Regions from separate parts of the Homo sapiens genome. Here region 1 is linked to region 2. The links are chromatin contacts, found by Hi-C or POLR2A ChIA-PET in ENCODE. All regions are on one chromosome and are shown on one strand. Each heading gives the region's core, a stretch centred on a gene start or an enhancer-like site at or near the end of the contact. The rest is flanking DNA. Distances are from core to core; before and after follow the strand shown.

Region 1 (4,575 bases), core at 287-2,786, 580 kb after region 2:
TATTATATGCCTAGCACTGCTCTAAGAGGTTTTAGAGTATTAATTCATTCTAATGTTCATTACAAGCCTGAGAAGACCAGAAACGGACAGAACAAACATTCCAACCCAGATACTCTGGATCCACTCCCCTATTCTTAACCGCAACAGCGTACTGCCTCTCACAGTTCACACAAATAGCCCAAAATGCAACCGGAACTGCCGAATCTCACAGAGATCTGGCAAGTATTACAATTATCATCTCATGGACTCTCCCGAAAAATCCTGACTCTGGTTGATACCAATTTCTGTGCAATCACTTTCCGATTCCTGAAAGCCTCACAGACGAATGGAAATCACCCAACCATCTCCATTCTTCCCTACTTGGAAAAGGAGGCCTGTAAAGAGTCAGAAACCTGGCGTGTGATTCCACAAACTAATCTTCTTTTCAAAGCAGAGTCTAAAATAAAGCTTTAATATAAACCTCTGGAGGACTATTTTTATACCAGCTTAGAAGAAGAGAGCGTACAGGAAGGTGTGAACGATTTGCCAAATGGCTCTGTGAATATTAAATGGCAAGGTGGGGAGCGGGCGGGGTGGGGAACGGCTCGCTGGGAGGCGGCACAATGGGAGGGGGCAAGAATCAATTTGCATATTCTCCTGAAATTCACTAAAAATTTACAGGAACCTCTATATTCTAAAATCAAAAACGCATTTCTTGAACAAATACAAAGCACAAACTCACCCTTGACTTAAGTGTGCAACAATAACGCTCTCATCCTCCTCTCGGTCCTTCTTTTGGATAATAATACGACTGGAGAAGGATACGGCAAGCGTGAGACTCCAGGCTTTTCTTGGAGCGCAGACTAAGTTTGAAAGCACCCTCCATGGCCACAACTTCCCTCACTTCGTACGAAATGAGAAGGAAATAAAAGGAGGAGGAATCGGTCTGAGTTCGAAGCTGGTTCCTGGGGACAGATCTCTGAGGGACGCTGGGTTCTCAACATGTAGCTGCCCTCCTGGGGGACCCTCAAGAGGCACTTCCAGCTCTCATATTCCCACCCCGAGTCCAGATCTGCGCCTTCTTGTGCAAAGCTTCATTCTCGGTTCAATATCTAACCTCCCTACTGGGGACATTTTCATTCCTCTGCTGCAGCCTCTGCAGCTTTGAAGGGGAAAGACGGAGGAAGCAGCAGGAGCCTAGTACCACCGGCACAGTGACACTCACACAGCCCCAGCAAAACGCACTGCGTCCACACGCCGTCCCGGTCCTGTGCACAGGGCCTCACGCACACACTCACACAGTCCCCTCCGTCACTCAAGATCGCGCAATCCCCATCCTTTGATGCCCGCGCACACGCACGCCTAAGGATCTGGCAGATTCCGTCTGCGCCCCGGGTTCCTCCTCTGAGCGCCTCGCTCTCGCCCACCCGCACTGCCGGGTCGGTCAGGTTCGAGTCCCAGTCCACGAAGACCTCCCGCAGCCACCGATTTCTTCCTAGGACGTGAAGACCTTACCCAGCTAGGTCGTCAACCCCAGGAGACAGGAAGTGGAACCGCTAATTCCGGTGCGGTGGCCTCTGGGAAATACAGTCCTGAGCAGAAAGAACCTCAGAAGTCTTGGTCTATGGTCTGTTCAGGTTGATCCCAGCATACATTGGGGGCTCCTAAGGGACCCGAGCCTAATGGATTTGTGGGAGTTCCAGACCGTGGGGTGCAGAGGTTGCGGCCACGGGCGAGAATCCCCATCTGAGAGGAGCGTTGCTGTTTTCGGTGCGTCAGGGTAAATTACCTTTTCTCTCTATGCAAAAGAATGCAAATGAGCAGAACTTTTAAAGAAGAATTTAAAGTAAAATTACGTCAAAATGTAGCTGCTTTGACCTCTTCGTCTCAGATCCGAGCATAGGCTTCCCCTTTGTGCTATTTGAAGGGACTTAGGATAAATTTGAAAAGCCTGAACTAAAGAAATGGTTGGAGAGACTCCGTCTCAAAAAAAAAAAAAAAAAGAAAGAAAGAAAGAAAAGGAATCGTTGGTTTTATACTAGAAGAGGAAGTGTGGTTTACATGAGAGATTTCAGAATCAAATATACTTGATTCTTCAAGACAATCTTCCTGTTATCTGGAGAGAAAAACGTGATTCAGGACGGCATGGAAACAGATAAAAGTACACAGAGAATTACTTGCCTTATCTTGAAGGATGAATAATTAACACATTTTCTTAAAACAGTCTAAATAAATGCCAAAGGGGGTTTGTTTTTCGTAGGAAAAGCTTGATTTCACTGTTGTAATCTAGCAACATTGAACTTTCAAAATGATTTTTGTAGTTTCCTATGCTATATAAAGCGGAAACGTGGAATAATGAAGAGCAAAATGTCTTTTCATTCCCGACTGTGACAGAAAACAGATAGCAAGATAACAAACTTAATTGGATCAATGATCACATTAAGTGTAACTGGTCTAACACCTTAACTTAAGAAGGTTGTCAGGTTGGATTTTTTTTTTAAAAGTCAGACCCAAATACGTGCTACCTACAGGTAATACTTAAAATATAAAAGCACTAATAGGTTAAAAGTAAAAGGATGGAAAAATATATAAAATCCTAACACTAGTCAAAAGAAAGCTGGAGTGGCTATATTAAAAACAAAGTGACTTCACCAAAAAGACTATATCAGGGATAAAGAAAGTTACATCATCATAATGATGAAGGATACAGTTCATCCAGTGGAAAGAACAAACCTAAATTATGCTCTTAATACAGCTTCTAAGTATGTGAGTAAAAACCTGTTAGATCAATAAAGTAACAGACAAATCCACAATTATAATCAGATATTTCAACATATCTCTCTTGGTAATTGATAGAACTAATGCAGAAAAGCAACAGGGTATAGATTATCTAAACAACATATCAACCTGCTTGATCTCATTTACACTTCTGGAACACTCTTCTCAAAGACAGTAAAATTCATCTTAGGTGGACAGGAGACACTTTCCAGCGTATACCATATTCTGGGCCATAAAGCAAGTCTCCATAAATGAGTAAATGGACTCAAGTCATACAAAGAATGTTTTTGACAAAAATGGAATTAAATTAGAAATCAATAACAGCTCACTATATATTGTCCAAAGTAGTAAAAATTTGAAAATGTATGAATACTATGATAATTGAAATTATATAATGTTTGAAAATTTCCTTTATGAGTCATAATTTTCTGTTATATCCTAAAGGGTAAACAATAACATATTTGCATTAAAACAAAATAATGTTTTTGTAGTAAGGAAAAAATTTTAAGCTATCTATATTGACTATGCATTAAAGAGCAGAATAATTATTTTTGGTATATATTCCAATGCTTTAATCAATTTCTTAGCCAGTATCACCATATTTTTAAGGATTTTTTTTGACACAGTCTATTATTTTTAAATTTTGATAAAATTGTATGTAATCCTCAATGCTGGACTTTATGGTTAATAAACTTGAAATTATAGCTACCTTCAAATGGCGCTTCTCTGAACACCATACCTTTTAAATTGAGATATATACTCTGCATATACTAAGGTAATCAGAAGTCTTAGAATATAGCCAATGAAATGGAAAATATCCTCATGAGTATTGTGAATATGGAATATTAGATTGCAAATATTTTAGCAGTTGATGTATTTTGCCTTCACAGTACATTTCTACTTTTTTTTTTGCCACTTAGTCTAGGAAGGGTACATTTATTTAAAAATTATTCCTAAAGCCAAACAAATTGGCTCAATTTATGATACCTTTGAATGTTAAGCCAAATTTAGGTGTTACGGAAACATAAACCTTCTCAATTGCATTCCATTCTAACACAAATTGTAAATGTATCCAGTTAGAAATGGGAGCACCATCAAAAGACTACTGCCATAGCTGAAGAAAGTCCTATGCAAAATTGAAGAATTTCAAAATTAAATCCTGTATATAATACGTTAGTTCATGACTTTATTTATTCAGTTTCTTCCTTAATTTGTAGGACTAAATCCCATTGTCTTCATGTTGGCAAGTTCTGATAACTGAAATTCTGTTGAATTTCTATACTGAATAGGAGTAAGGATAGATGATATCACTGTTTTGTGCCAAATCAACAGAATCTTAAACAACCAAAGGGTTAAAGAACAAATAAAAAGAGAATTTAGAAAACATTTTAGATAAATACAAATTTACTAAAGTTCATGAGATGCTTACTGCTCAGGGAAAAATTTATAGCTCTACATGCCTATAAAAAGGAGGAAAGATGTCAAATCAATGACCTAACTGTATACACTTAGGAATTAGAATATGAAAAATAGAAAAAAAAAAAAAGCAAAACCAGGAGAAGAAAGGAAATAATAAAGATAAAAGTGAGGTTAGATTAAATAGAAAATAGAAAAATAATAGAGAAAACTTACAAAATTAAAAGCTGGTTCTTTGAAAAGATCAAAAAAAGTGGCAAAACTGTAGCAGGACTGAACAAGAAAAAAGAGAAAACATCAAAATTACTAAAGTCAGAGCTGAAAGTGGAGACATTACTAAACTTACAAAAATGAAAATGATGATAGAAGAAAATTATAAACAATTGTATGTCAACAAAATAA
Region 2 (4,684 bases), core at 1,822-4,321:
CCTGCGCTCAAGCGATCCTCTTGCCTCAGCCTCCTAAGTAGCTGGGACTACAGGCGTGTGCCACCACGCCTGGATAATTTTTTTATTTTTAAGTTTTTCATAGAGACGGGTCTCACTATATTGCTCAGGCTGGTCTCGATCTCCTGGCTTCAAGTGATCCTTCTGCCTCGGCCTCCCAAAGTGCTGCAATAACAGGCGTGAGCCACAGTGCTCAGCGGTCCTTTTTCTTGAACCCTGATAGCAGTGACACCAGGATTGCTGTAGTTCATCCAATGACTTGGGGGCAGGAGTGAGTGCAATCTTAGAGACTGGGGCTTAGTACCCAGAACCTGTTTCCCTTCCTCGTTAGATATTCCTGTCTTTTTACAAATGTAAATGTATTATAAAACATTTCAGGCCGGGCGCAATAGCTCATGCCTGTAATCCCAGCACTTTGGGAGGCCGAGGGGGGCGGATCATTTGAAGTCTGGAGTTTGAGACGAGCCTGACCAATATGGTGAAACCCTGTCTCTACTAAAAATACAAAAAAAATTAGCTGGGCATGGTGGCGGGCGCCTGTATTCCCAGCTACTTGGGAGGCTGAAGCAGGAGAATCGCTTGAACCTGGGAGGTGGAGGTTGCCGTGAGCCGAGATTGCACCAACTGCACTCCAGCCAGGGTGACAGAGCAAAACTCTGTCTCAAAAAACCAAAAAAAACCAACAACAACAACAAAAAAAAACACCAAAAAACATTTCAGACGTTCAAGATTATATACCAAGAACACCAATGTCCCCATCAGCCAGCTGAGGAAACAGGAAACAATATGTACTAGATAGGACCCACTTCAGCAGCACCCTAAATCCATTCCCCCAGAAGTAACCAGGAGGGCCGAGTTCCTTGTGTCTTTCCCTTTCTTGAATTTGTATTTTTACTACCTTGGTATTTGGTTTTAAAGTTTACATAAACAGGATCTGATTTTTCTTCCACTCAATTTAAGGGAGGTTCGTGGTGTCTTATCTATAGCCTCTAATTCGTTTCTCACTCAAGCCCTGTACAGCCAGATACTGCTGTTCTTTGGCTGAGCCTCAGGTAAAATGGTTGGCTCTCCAGTCCTTTATAGAAAATCATGGCAGGAAGGAATGGGAGAGAAAACAGATTCTGCCTCCCAGCTCCACGTGAGGAAGAGTTTTATTATTAATTTTTATTTTATTTTTTTTGAGACGGAGTCTCCCTCTGTCGCCCAGGCTGGAGTGCAGTGGCACAATCTAGGCTCACTGCAACCTCTGCCTCCTGGGTTCAAGCGATTCTTCTGCTCAGCCTCCCCAGTAGGTGGGACTACAGGCGCGTGCCATCATGCCTGGCTAATTTTTTTTTTTTTTTGTTATTTTTAGTAGAGACGTGGTTTCCCCATGTTGGCCAGGCTGGTCTCAAAACTCCTGACCTCAGGTGATCCGCCTGCCTCAGCCTCCCAAAGTGCTGGGATTACAGGCATGAGCCACTGCGCCCGGCCTATTATTATTAATTTTAAAAATAGAGATTGCAGTCTTGCTATGTTACCCAGTGTGGTCTCAAACTCCTGGCCTCAAGCGATCCTCCTGCCTCGGCCTCCCGAAGCACTGGGATTATAGGTGTCAGTCACAGCGCCTGGCCAGAAGAGTTTTCGAGGGCTGGCTTTTCAGGTCGTTTTCTGGGCCTCAATGTCTATTTCTGACAATGTGGGGAAAAGAAAGATCAGATTGTTACTGTGTCTGTGTAGAAAGAAGTAGACATAGGAGACTCCATTTTGTTCTGTACTAAGAAAAATTCTTCTGCCTTGAGATGCTGTTAATCTATAACCATACCCTGTTATAGATGACGGGGTTCTCTATAACCAACCCCGTGCTCTCTGAAACATGTGCTGTGTCAACTCAGGGTTAAATGGATTAAGGGCTGTGCAGGACGTGCTTTGTTAAACAGATGCTTGAAGGCAGCATGCTCCTTAAGAGTCATCACCACTCCCTAATCTCAAGTACCCAGTGACACAAACACTGCGGAAGACCGCAGGGACCTCTGCCTAGGAAAGCCAGGTATTGTCCAAGGTTTCTCCCCATGTGATAGTCTGAAATATGGCCTCATGGGAAGGGAAAGATCTGACCGTCCCCCAGCCCGACACCCGTAAAGGGTCTGTGCTGAGGAGGATTAGTAAAACAGGAAGGAACGCCTCTTCGCAGTTGAGACAAGAGGAAGGCATCTGTCTCCTGCCCGTCCCTGGGCAAGTCTTGGTATAAAACCCGATTGTATGTTCCATCTACTGAGATAGGGGAAAACTGCCTTAGGGCTGGAGGTGGAACATGCGGGCAACAATACTGCTCTGTAAGGCACTGAGATGTTTATATGTATGCATATCTAAAGTACAGCATTTAATTCTTTACCTTGTCTATGAACCGTTGTTCACGTGTTTATCTGCTGACCCTCTCTCCACTATTATCCTATGACCCTGACGCATCCCCCTCTCCAAGAAACACCCAAGAATGATCAGTAAATACTAAGGGAACTCAGAGGCTGGAGGGATCCTCCGTATGCTGAACGCTGGTCCCCTGGGCCCCCTTTATTTCTTTCTCTATACTTTGTTTCTGTGTCTTTTTCTCTTCCAAAGTCTCTCGTTCCACCTAACGAGAAACACCCACAGGTGTGGAGGGGCAACCCATCCCTTCAGACAATTGGGAGGTGAGGGCCGATTGCCTTACACGGTGAGACAAGCGGCCTGACTCGTGACTATTTTTTTGGACAAATCAGGCAGCCACTGACTCCCTTCATTATGGCCTCAGCTTTATCTCTGGGCAATAAGTGTGATCCCTTCCTTCGCTGCGTCCTTTGCAGGGGCGGTGGCGCTCTGCAAGGCCCAAGGGGGCGTGGTCCAGATGACTTTGAATCCCAGTTGTCGCCCCCAGGGTCAGCCAGGAGACTAGTCAGAAGCAAACGCGCCTGCGGCAATCCGCCCGATGCCTTTGGTCTCTCTCGGGCTTCCGTCCACCCGCCCCTCCCCCGCGTTTCCATTGGCTGTAGCTCCGGCCCGGGGCGGGCGAAGAGGGAGCGAGTGGGCGGGGCCGCGTGGCGTCAGCGCAAGATGGCGGCCTCGGCAGCGGTGTTCTCGCGCTTGCGAAGCGGGCTCCGGCTCGGCTCGCGGGGACTGTGCACGAGGTTGGCGACGCCGCCCCGCCGGGCCCCAGATCAGGTGAGCGGAACGAGGGTGGCCCTCTGAATGTGGGGTCCCTTCCCTGGAGTTACGGACATATCGCCGCCCCTTGGGGGTTCCGGGACGCCTCACCTCAGGGTGCTGAATGAAACGCCGCTTGTGTTTTGGGGCCCTTCCCAACCTCCTGGGTGGTTGCTCCCCTAGGCTGGAGGCTGGGAATCCAGGTGTGTCCTTAGACCCCACCTCCCACCCACGTGGGTGCCGGAGGAGGAGGGGGTTACCGTTCCCCGTTTCAGTGACCACTCAGGTGATACTTGAGCAGGAGGGGCCTGGGACGCTGGAGTCCCAGTCTGGCCGTGGGAGTTATTTTCTCTGTGGCGTTGGTGGTGGCGAGGTAGACGTTTGGGTTTCCAATTCGACTTGCCTCCATGTTGACAGAGACCCAGCCATTCTGACCTCCAAGTCTATCACTTCTGTGCCTTAGTTCCCCAAGCCCCAGACAAGTGATTGCCCTTCCCCGCCTCCGCTCCTATCCCTTACCCTATAACTCTGCTACTTTTAGCCCCAAGCAGCCGGACGTCGTAACTCCCGGTTCTGTCTGTACCCCTTCCCCCACCACTTGTGCCCTCCGTTCCCTCTCATCCCAGTGTTTAGGCCCTCCCATCCCTTATTCTCCGTGCTTTGCTTTTCTGGGCTGCAGACCCTCCAGTCCTGTTGCCTTCAGGATCCTGTGCACCTGGCCTGTTAGCTTTTAAAACTCCTGGCATCCTGGTGCGGGACAGTCTGGTTTTGACCCTCTGAGCAGCCCCACATCCTGACTGCTACTCCAGGGACACAGATGTCCAGGGCTCTGTGGGTGTCTGCCTCTTGGCTCCTGAACTTGATTCTTCTTGGACTGGAGGGTGGGGACCATCCTGACCTCTCTTCTCTCTTGGCTGACCTCCCCTTTCTCAACCGCAGGCCGCAGAGATCGGGAGCCGCGGGAGCACTAAGGCGCAAGGGCCACAGCAGCAGCCGGGCTCAGAGGGTCCCAGCTATGCCAAAAAAGTTGCGCTCTGGCTTGCTGGGCTGCTTGGAGCTGGTGGGACTGTGAGCGTCGTCTATATCTTTGGTGAGGGACATATCCCTGTCCCCCAGTTTTGTTCCTTGGCCTCCCTGGTCCACTGTGGAACCTCCCACTCTTGCCCACTACCAGCTTCTCTCGTCTTCATTCCCTGGCTCCTTCCTCAATAGGGCAGCCAAATAAGACACCTACCTTGAAAACCAGGGAAGTCTTCTTTCTTCTCCCTTCCACTCCTTAAGGTTCTAGTCTTTCTAGTTGGTTCCTGTACCAGGATAAAGGAAAGAGGGGAAGATGGGGAAGGATAGGCCTGGATCAGCTTCCTAAACTTTGTCTTTCCTCAGCAGCCAAAAATCCAGCCTTCCCACTAGTTACTTTAAATCCCACAGACCCGGCCGGGCACGGTGGCTCACGCCTGTAATCCCAGCACTTTGGGAGGCCGAGGCGGGCGGATCACGAGGTCAGGAG

Evidence for each region. Hi-C counts contacts between places; a loop is a spot of excess contacts on that map. ChIA-PET counts read pairs that join two places held with the same protein, here RNA polymerase II (POLR2A). Pooled maps may share reads with other maps.
Region 1: a map with no recorded cell type shows a loop between it and region 2 (14-fold over the local background). The contact joins the promoter of ZNF780B here to the promoter of TIMM50 in region 2. A Hi-C loop is called at or near these places in 1 of 37 single-sample maps with no recorded cell type and 2 of 50 pooled maps. POLR2A ChIA-PET finds 5 or more read pairs at or near these places in 3 of 52 experiments (OCI-LY7, Panc1 and activated CD8-positive, alpha-beta memory T cell).

What each region holds. Positions count from the first base shown.
Region 1 is chr19:40,054,695-40,059,269 of GRCh38, forward strand. ZNF780B (zinc finger protein 780B) reads right to left here and starts at 1,537. Exons shown (of 5, transcript NM_001005851.3): 1 at 1,495-1,537. RefSeq lists an enhancer at 1,397-1,526.
Region 2 is chr19:39,477,767-39,482,450 of GRCh38, forward strand. TIMM50 (translocase of inner mitochondrial membrane 50) reads left to right here and starts at 3,072. Exons shown (of 11, transcript NM_001001563.5): 1 at 3,072-3,195; 2 at 4,117-4,267. The coding sequence starts at 3,088. RefSeq lists enhancers at 2,760-3,354, 3,475-3,524.